Linked DNA regions of Homo sapiens: region 2 is linked to region 1. Evidence: chromatin loops called from intact Hi-C (ENCODE). Cell type or tissue: CD4-positive, alpha-beta T cell. All regions are shown on one strand. Region 1 has its middle 11 kb from the start of CES4A. Region 2 overlaps ATP6V0D1 (ATPase H+ transporting V0 subunit d1).

Region 1 (5,000 bases):
TTCACTCCTGAGCCAGCGAGACCACGAACCCACCAGAAGGAAGAAACTCCGAACGCATCTGAACCTCAGAAGGAACCAGTTCCCGACACGCCACCTTTCAGAACTGTAACACTCACCGGGAGGGTCCGTGGCTTCATTCTTGAAGTCAGTGAGACAAAGAACCCACCAATTCCGGACACAGAAGTAAACATTTCTTGCTTTGAGGATCAATGTACCACTACCTTAAAACACCTGGGTTTATTTTTGTTTTTGTTTTAGAGACAGGGTCCACTCTGCTGTGCATGCTGGACTGAAGTGGCACGATTGTAGCTCTCTGCAGCCTTGAACTCCTCGAACTCACTGCAGCCTCGAACTCAATCAAGCGATTCTCCCCCCTCAGCCTCCCAAGTAGCGGGGACTGCAAGTGAGTGTCGCCATGCCTGGATAATTTTTTTAGTTTTTGTAGGGACAGGGTATCACCATGTTGCCGAGACTGGCCTCAAACTCCTGGCCTCAAATGATCTTCCCGGCTCGGCCTTCCAAAACACTGGGATTGCAGGTGTGTCCCACTGTGCCCAGCCAACACCTGGATTTCAATACATATCCCAGAGTCTTCCCTGCCCCCGTTATGCCATCCTACCAGCTCCAGTCGCACAAATGCCCTTCCTCAGTCAGACTGAGCTGCTGGCTGCTGATGGGTGGGTGAAAAGCATTTTCATTTTCTTTTTTCTTTCTTCCTTTCTTTCTGTCTTGTTTTTTTGAGATGGAGTTTCACTCTTGTTGCCCAGGCTGGAGTGCAATGACACGATCTCAGCCCACTGAAACCTCTACCTCCCAGGTCCAGGCAATTCTCCTGAATCAGCCTCCCGAGTAGCTGGGATTACAGGCGCCCACCATCATGCCCAGCTAATTTTTTTGTATTTTTAGTAGAGACAGGGTTTCACCATGTTGGCCAGGCTGGTCTTGAACTCCTGACTTCAGATGATCCACCCACCTCGGCCTCCCAAAGTGCTGGGATTACAGGCGTGAGCCACCGCGCCTGGCCAGCATTTTCATTTCCAACTGGAACCAGCTCTGTTCTGGGAAGTCCATTTTGGGGAGGAAGGAGAGACAGAAAGCCAGAAGGGCTCTGAGTCATATCATTCTCCTGCTCGAAAGCTCCTGGTGACTCCCTGTCTCCCTGAAGACAAGTCCAAGTTCTCCACGTGCCACTGAAGTCCTGCTATTCTCATCCACTTCCTTCCACCAGGGAAGTTCATCCCCACAAGCTGGTAGAGCTTGACAAGTAGGCCCTGGCCGGGCACGGTGGCTCACGCCTGTAATCCCAGCACTTTGGGAAGCCGAAGCGGGTGGATCACCTGAGGTCAGGAGTTCGAGTCCAGCCTGGCCAACATAGCGAAACCTTCTCTGTATTAAAAAATACAGAAATCAGCCAGGCGTGCTAGTGTGCACCTGTAGTCCCAGTTACTAGAGAGGCTGAGCCAGGAGAATCACATGAACCCGGGAGGCAGAGGTTGCAGTGAGCCGAGATCACGCCACTGCACTCCAGCCTGGGTGACAGAGTGAGACCTTGTCTCAAAAACAAAACAAAACAAAACAGGCCCCAATAATACAGTGTGTAACTGGGACACGAAGGGCTGTGAGGACACAGAGACGTAGACCAGCCCAGACTTGGGAGACAGGGAAGGAGGGACATCTCAGCTGAGACCCGAGGAATAAACAGAGGTTACTCAACCGTGCAGACCAGCGTAGAAGACTGGAAGGGTGGGGAGCGGGGGAAGGGCGTGCCTGGCAGAGGGAACAACAGCAGCAAAGGCCTGAAGGATGCAATGTGTGGAGGAATCGCGGCTCTGCAGGGCTGGAGAGGTCAGCAAAGAGCAGACGTGAGAGGACTTGTGGGCTGCGACAGGGGTCGGCATGGACTTGACGCTCATGGAAGCCCTGTTGTATGGAGGAGGGTGGCTGGGAGGGGGGAGAGGAGGGGGAGAGCAGGGAGAACAGGGAGGGGACCAGGGTGGGCTGCCAGGTGGATGGAGAGGCACTGGTGGGCTCTAGATTTAGAGTCCGCAGACAAGACCGGGCGACTGACCAGACACAGAGGTTGGGGAAAAGAAGCCCCGATAGGGCAGCCTTAAGGCAAGCAGGAGTGGACCCGGAAATCAGGGGTCTGGTGTGGGCCACACTGGATGTACAAAGAGGCCTCTTCCTCTGGGCCTGATGGTGGCCCCCACAGGGCAGCCATGGGAGTGTAGCGGGGGGGTGTTACCAGGTTGGGTATCGCCAACACCAGCAGGCCCTGGAGAGGGTGGGCAAGCCGGCTGCTGAGGCCTCAGACCCTGTCCTAGCTCCAGCCCTCTCCGCCAAGGGCATCCTTCACCCAGGGAGGGAGGAGAATGTCTGGTACTGCCCCAGGGGTCGGGGGATATGACCTACCAGGCAGAGGGGATTCCAGGCCTCATGCCTCTGTATTCTCTCTTCCCTGAGGCTCCCTGAAGGCCCCTCCATGCCCTAGGACCCAGCAGCCATGCAGAGCTGAAGGGAGCAAGCCAAAGACTCAGACAGGCGTGGCCCTGCAGGACAGGGACTGGTGGACCCGGGAGCCTCCCAGTGGAAGGGCCACAGGAAGGGCCAAGTGAACAGTGCAGGAGTGTGAGCACCAGGGGGCGCTGCAGGATCAGACGTGCACACCTGGACCCCGCCACAGGATGAGGTCCTAGCAGATGCTTCCAGTATCTACCCAAGGCCAACCTTAGTTACTCACACAACCCGACAGTCTCACACACACACGCTCACGGATAGGGTTCCTACGAGTTCCACCATTTACTGGGTGTGTATCTTCTCTTTATTTTATTTCTATTTTTTATTTTTGTTGAGATAGAGTCTCACTCTGTCACCAAGGCCGGAGTGCATTGGTGTGATCTTGCTTCACTGCAACCTCTGTCTCCAGGCTTCAAATGATTCTTGTGCCTCAGCCTCCCAAGTAGCTGGGATTACAGGCGCCCACCACCACACCTGGATAATTTTTGTTTTTAGTAGAGACGGGGTTTCACCATGTTGGCCAGGCTAGTCTCTAACTCTTGGCCCCAAGTGATCCACCCACCTCGGCCTCCCAAAGTGCTGGGATTACAGGCATGAGCCACTGCACTCGACCACAGATGTGTATCTTTGAGTAAGCTGTGTATCCTCTTTGTTCCTCAGTTTTCTCATCTGTAAAATGAGAGTAAGGTTAGTGACTCCCTTCCCAGGTCTGGCTGTGAGTACTGAAACATCATTAGCCATGAAGCACCTAGAGTCGTGCTTGACACACAGCCAGTGCTAAATAAGTGCTCCCTGGCACAGGTATAAACACTCTGCTCGCAATGTCCAAAAAAATCATATGGCTCCTCGACTACAACTCAAACATGGAAGAATTGGGGTATGTCAGGGAGCATCATAATATTGGCATGAGTCTCTTCCACCTTAAAATAACTTCTGGGACTAGGGGCAGTTGCTCACACCTGTAACCCCAGCACTTTGGGAAGCCGAGGTGGGAGGATCGCTTGAGGCCAGGAATTTAAGACCAGCCTGGGCAACATCGCAAGGCCCCATCTGTACAAAAAGTTTTAAAAATTAGCCAGATGTTGTGTCTCACACCTGTAGTAGTGTGAGGCAGGAGGATGGCTTGAGCCCAGGAGTTCGAGGTTACAGTGAGCTGATTGAGCCACAACACTCCAGGCTGGGCAACAGAGTGAGACTCTGTCTCTAAGTAAATAAATAACTTCTGAGCCTGTAGCTGCCCAAAAGAATTGGTCGGTGGACCCCTGGGAGGCTCTGAATGGCAGGTTGAGTGTCATATAGAGTCTGTGTCCCTCCCTGGGGACTTCAGGGAAGCCATGTTCAAGTTCCTCCCCAGTCTGTCTATAGCCCCACCTCCTGGGTTTTAGCCACCCCCCATCTCCACTTCTGCACGCCCCCGCAGCCTCCACCCCAGTTCCCAGTCCAGCCTGCCCAGGCTCCGGGAAGGCTATTCCAAGAACAGGAAGGAACTTGGCAGGGGAACGCCAGCTCTGGTTCTTGCAGTGGCACCCACATGGCCTTCTTTCCCTGCCCTAGCCTGCCTGCCTTCCTTCCCATCACCCCCAGACCTCCCACACTTTGGGGCATCGTTGCCACTGGAGCCTCTCTTCGGGTGACGTTGCCCCTCCCTGCTGCCCCCAAGCTGGCCCCTTCCCACTCTTCAGACCTTGACCAGGACCCCAGGAAACAAGGCAATCGCTGGCGGTGCGGGTAGGGGTGAGGTCCAGGCTTCTCCCGGCCACCCACTGAGCTCTCCTCTGAGCTCAAGCTTACTCACACCCGGCCTCTCCCGCAGGCCTCTGGGCCGTCCTCTGGGGTTCCGAGAGGACCCCACCTTACAGATGAGGAAATTAGAATCAGAGAGGGGCAGTACCGTGCCTGAGGCCACACAGTGAGAACAAAGGCAGGACTCACACCCAAGTTTACTGGCCTTCAAACTGCAAGTCCTTCCCCTCCAGAATGTGCCCTTGTGTCTAGGGTGGCCTTCCAGGTGCTGGAGTTGGGGTCTAGTGGGCTGACTTGGGTGGGGGGACTGGGATTCTAGTTAGGCCAGCAAGGGAGGCCCAGAGGAGGGGTTTTGCAAGGCAGTGGCTTCAGACTGGGGCTGGACAGCCCGCAGGGAGATGACAGGGGCCAGCCCTGCTCTCCCTCAGATGCCTTCATGAGTCCCCTCTGTCTTTTGGGCCTGGACTGTGGCTCCTGGAGTTTGTCAGAGGCCAAGGTGGGCAGGTCAGCTGAGGCCAGGAGTTCAAGACCAGCCTGGGCAACATGGCAAAATAAAGCTGGGAAACAAAAATACAAAAATTAGCCTGGCATGGTGGCGGGCACCTGCAATCCCAGCTACTTGGGAGGCTGAGGCAGAAGAATTGCTTGAACCTGGGAGGTGGAGATTACAGTGAAGCCGAGATCGTGCCACTGCATTCTAGCCTGGGTGTCAAAAATAAAAAACAAACAAAAAAAGTGTT
Region 2 (5,000 bases), 490 kb after region 1:
TGGCCCCTGGGAGGGACGTGGTCACCTGCTTGACCACACAGTGGAAGCTAGGTCCAAATGACTGAAGCCACTGGGGGAGGTGGGAGGCATGGAGCCTGGGCAGATACCGAAGGGTGACATTCCAGGACCCTGTGCTCTCCCAGGCCTTGTGATATGGTATCTAGTTTGAAGGTTAAAGGGTTGGGGGCATGGGAAAACAGGCAGAGCTGAACCCATGACCTGGCAGCCTCAGGGCCTTGTGTGCTACATCATGGACTGCAGCTCATCTGTATTCATCAGCTCCCAACCCTTCAAGTTTCAAGCTAGATCCCATGTGGCAAGGCCTGAGGAAAAGACAAGGGCCCCAGAAACAGGGTCCTTTTTGCATGACTACCCGTTCCTGAGTTGGGGGCCAGTTCACAGAGATATAGTCCAGGCATCCTTGAGTGAACAAATGGAAGAATAGATAAAGGGGGAAAAAAATCAAAGAACATAGAGTGATTGGTCAGGAACTGCCAAGACAGGTGTCAGGAGACCATAATTACGCCCTTGGGCCTTACCTTGGACCCAGCTTCCCAGATGAAGAGAGCTGGATAACGGTACCTCCAGGAGCCTGTCCAGCTATGACACTGTTCTAGCCTCGTCAGGCCCAGACCACATTGACTCCCTGCAACCCAGCCCCTGAGGGCCACTCAGGGGCTCCCAGTGAGACCAGTGGCCTGGATACCCATGGAACAGCCTCAGAAGAACTGATGACAGCTGCAGGGGAGACCCTGGGGCTGTGGAGCCTCTGAGTGGCCACCAGCACAGGGACAAGGGCAGGCAGTAAAAGCTGAGTTTCAGATGACTCCTCAGAGGGAAAAGCCCCATCCACCAGCCAAGCACGAAAGCCTCTGTTGAGGTCAAGGCCTGAAAACCATTGCCTGAGCATCCAAAGTGGGGCAAGGTCTGGGCAAGTGCCCAGGGCCAGGCAAGAGCTGGCCAGGAAAGCAGTGTCCAGCACCAGTCAGGGCTGCTCCTCCACATATTCCTTTCCCCTGCCACCAATCTGCCCAGCGGTCCTCAGGACCACACACATTCACACAGGGGCAATCCCAGCACTGCCCCTTGTGCCTACTCCTTGGTCCTTCAGGGGAGTTGCTAGGTTTGGACACACAGAGCAGGTGCCCAGGCCACAAAGCAGCAGCCTAGCCTACTAAAGCACCCTTCGGGGCCTTGACTTTCCTGCCTCTGAAAAGGAGGAAGACCAACATTCTAGTGCAGGATAGATTTTTTAAAACATCAGCCAGGGAGTAGGTGTTGGATGAGGCAGACGCCAAGGAGCCCAATGGAGAGGCCTCCAAACTGGGGTACAGGGTAGGAGAGACTTGTCAATCAACTGATAACCCATCGCCAGCCTGACCGTGTGGACCTGCAGTGCTTACATGGTGTTCAGGTGCCTGGTTTGGCCATCTCCCGGAGTCACCCTGCATATATGTACCTATACATGCCACATACATCCTACATGCCCCTCAGAGGGAGTGCCAAATGAGGTTGAGGAGAGAGAAAAATTCATCCTCTGTCCTGAAGACAAATTTTCCCTCTCCTGGAGAGGCCAGGGTGGCAAGACAAGAGTGGTGACTACCTAGGGAGGTGCATGGTTCTAGGAGCCTGAGAAGTGTAGCCCTGATCCCTGGGCTGCCTCAAGCTCCTACTTGGAGCTCCCAAGACCCATGGGTTCATAGCACACTGTGCTGTACCTGCAGCTCCAACTCTGAGCTGCTGGCATGACCCAGGTGAGGGTAAATGAGGACGGTGTGGTGGGCAAGGCTGGAGCAGCCTGCACTGGGCACCAAGGCAAAGAGCATCAGGAAATGTCCCCTGGCCTTCTCCTTCCCAACCCAGGAAGATAGGGCACAGGGAGGTGAGGATGGGTAGAGGTACACAGACAGGAGACACTAAGCGACAAGCCCTACCTCATCTGAGAAGGCCAACTGAGACTTAAGTGAGGGAAGTAGGGCCCAGAGCAGAGACCCAAGGGACAGTGCTGGTGGCAGCTGCCCCACGGAAAAGCAGAGAGAGAGCCTGGATGACTCACGGGGTCCAGCCACACCTCCCTCCCCAGGCTCCTTGAGAAGTGGAGTGATCCTGGCGCACCCCCTTGTGGTGGGAGGATGGCATTGTCCACAGCGAGGGGCCCCTCTGGTGGGAAGAGGGTACGCCAGCTCCAGTTCCCCTTCAACACATCCCTCCAATTTAATCACTGCCTCAGACTCCTGGTCAGCATCTCCCAGTCATCAACCTCTGAGGGAGTGGGACTACAGGTACCCACAGAGCTATGCAGGAATGTCTCATAAAGAACAGGAGTTGGGCCAGGCGCGGTGGCTCACGCCTGTAATCCCAGCACTTTGGGAGGCCAAGATGGGCAGATCACCTGCGGTCGAGGGCTCGAGACCAGCCTGACCAACATGGAGAAACCCTGTATCTAGTAAACACATACACACACACACACACACACACACACACACACACACACACACACACACACAAAATTAGCCAGGCATGGTGGCGCTTGCCTGTAATCCTAGTACTCAGGAGGCTGAGGCAGGAGAATCACTTGAACACGGGAGGCGGAGGTTGCGGTGAGCCAAGATTGTGCCATTGCACTCCAGCCTGGGCAACAAGAATAAAACTCTGTCTCAAAAAAAAAAAAGAACAGAAGTTGGCCGGGCACGGTGGCTCACACCTGTAATCCCAGCACTTTGGAAGGCCGAGGCTGAAAGATGACTTGAGCCCAGAAGTTTTGAGACCAGACTGGCCAACATAATGAGACCTTGTCTCTACCAAAAATAAACAAAATCAGCTGGGCGTCGTGGTGCATGGTTTGCAGCCTAGGTGGTCAAGGCTACAGTGAGCCATGATGGAGCCACTGCACTCCAGCCCAGGCAACAGAGTGAGGCCCTGTCTCAAAAAAAAGAAAAGAAAAGAAAAGAAAGAGAACAATAGGTGGATATAAGCCTGGAAAGCCAAACCGGAGACCACACAGACCTGAGTCGGTCATAAGGAACTGGTCTGTCTTGCATGAGTGAAGACAAAGCCTTCAGAGGGACAAGGCTGAAGAGGACGTGGAGGGAAGCATGGGCATCCTCAGCCCTCTACACTCTTGCTCTCCCTCTCAGCCAGACCCTCCCAAGTCTCCAATTCCCTTTATCTAAGTCTCAACTCCTTTTGTCTCTACTGCCTAGTATGTGTCTAATAAAAGCAAGTGCTTAATAACTCAGAAACAGGGAAATCTATGATATGGTGCATCCCTGGGGTTGGGGGGTGGGAGACTTGGCTTTTCCTCCCCCACACCCCCAAAGCCTAGTACTCAGCCAGTGCCAGTAGAGCTGTCATGGCTGGGCACAGTGGCTCATGCCTGTAATCTCAGCACTTTGGGAGACCGAGGTGGGCGGATCACGAGGTCAAGAGATCAAGACCATCCTGGCCAACATCGTGAAACCCCGTCTCTACTAAAAAGACAAAAATTAGGCGGGCGTGGTGGCGGGTGCCTGTAATCCCAGTTACTTGGGAGGCTAAGGCAGGAGAATCGCTTGAACCCAGGAGGCGGAGGTTGCAGTGAGCCAAGATCATGCCACTGCACTCCAGCCTGGCAACAGAGTGAGACTCTGTCTCAAAAAAAAAAAAGAGCTGTCACTCATCCAATCAGGCAAATATCTATTGAGCATCCACTCTGGCTAGGACTGCGCTGTTGAATCCTTACAACCTACGAGTAAGTGATTTCTGTTTCATTTTACAAGTGGGCAAATACATCTCTGCATCACACAGCTGTCCGGAAGGGAGCCATGGTCTGCCTGATGCCTGGCTCCACACAGAAGAACTCAAGAAAGGTTCTGGCAACCCATAGGGGCACTAGGGTCCTGACCCTGAGCAGGCGCAGATGACTTAGAGACAGTCATATCATGTCCTTGCACCTGTTCATTCTGGATGCAGATCCTCCTAACAAGCTGCAGTGTGTCTGATCACTGAGCTCAAAGCCCAAGAGCAGCTACAGGTTGGGAAGGGGACCCTGGTGCTATAGCAGGCATCCTGACCACAGCAGGAAGAGTGAATGGGTGGCCTGACAGAAGGCCAGGGACAAAACTATGGGAGGCAGACCTGGGCCCTCAGGGACAGTGGTTCTGTTCCATCTCATTCCAAGTCTAACAGCCGTTAATGCAGGAGAGACTCTGCTATGTTCAGTGTATGCCACTTAAGAAAGCAGGGAGCCTGGGCAACATAGTGAGACCCTGTCTCCACTAAAAAATAAAAAATTAGCCAGACATGGTAACACATGCCTGTACTCCCAGCTACTTGGGAAAGGTGAGGTAGAAGGATCACTTGAGCCCAGGAGGTTGAGGCTGCAGTGGGTCATGATCATGCCACTGCAATCCAACCTGGGCGACAGAGTGAGACCCTGTCTTAAAAAAGGAAAAGGAGCTAAGCGTGATGGCTCATGCATGTAATCCCAGTACTTTGGGAGGCCAAGGCAAGAAGATCACTTGAGCCCAGGAGTTCAAGACCAGCCTGGGAAACATGGCAAAACCCCTTCTCTACAAAACATACAAAAATTAGCTAAGTGCGGTGGTGCATGCCTGTAGCCCTACATACTTGGGGGGCTGAGTTGGGAGGATTGCTTGAGCCTGGGAGGTCAAGGCTGCGGTGAGTTGTGTTTGGGTCACTGTACTCCAGCCTGGGCAACAGAGCAAGACCCAGTCTCAAAAAGAAAAAGAAAAAAAAAAAAGAAGGAAGGAAAGAAAGAAAGGAAAGGAAGCAAGCAAGCAGGGAAATGAGACTAATATATTCCAGAAGTGTATTATGCAATGTTTAAAATAAGGTGTTGAAGCATTTCCGTCTCTGCCATCAAGAAACCCTAGTCACCCAGAAAGCCTTATTTACTAAGGGCCCTGAATGGCTGACATCTGCCTAGGCTGAGGGTACTTCAAAAGGCCTAGCAGGGGTTCAAGCACTGGCTCCACCTCGGAAACCAGGCCCAAGAAATC

The links. A loop is a pair of places that touch in the nucleus more often than their neighbours do. Peaks named below come from ENCODE experiments on the same cell type or tissue, not always from the same donor. Only the 100,000 strongest peaks of a DNase experiment are listed, where the experiment ranks them.
Region 2: it touches region 1 in a loop (4-fold over the local background); 5 of 110 quality-filtered maps call a loop at or near these places.

What each region holds. Positions count from the first base shown.
Region 1 is chr16:66,975,207-66,980,206 of GRCh38, forward strand. No RefSeq gene overlaps it. Among named protein-coding and RNA genes, the nearest start is that of CES4A, 11 kb to the right of the region's middle. In CD4-positive, alpha-beta T cell, a CTCF peak has its summit at 2,639 (motif pointing right); a DNase peak (open chromatin) is centred at 2,655; H3K4me3 peaks cover 116 bases.
Region 2 is chr16:67,463,871-67,468,870 of GRCh38, forward strand. The region is part of intron 1 of ATP6V0D1 (ATPase H+ transporting V0 subunit d1); the gene reads right to left. Among named protein-coding and RNA genes, the nearest start is that of ATP6V0D1, 15 kb to the right of the region's middle. RefSeq lists enhancers at 1,565-2,065, 2,066-2,566. In CD4-positive, alpha-beta T cell, a CTCF peak has its summit at 2,118 (motif pointing left); a DNase peak (open chromatin) is centred at 2,091.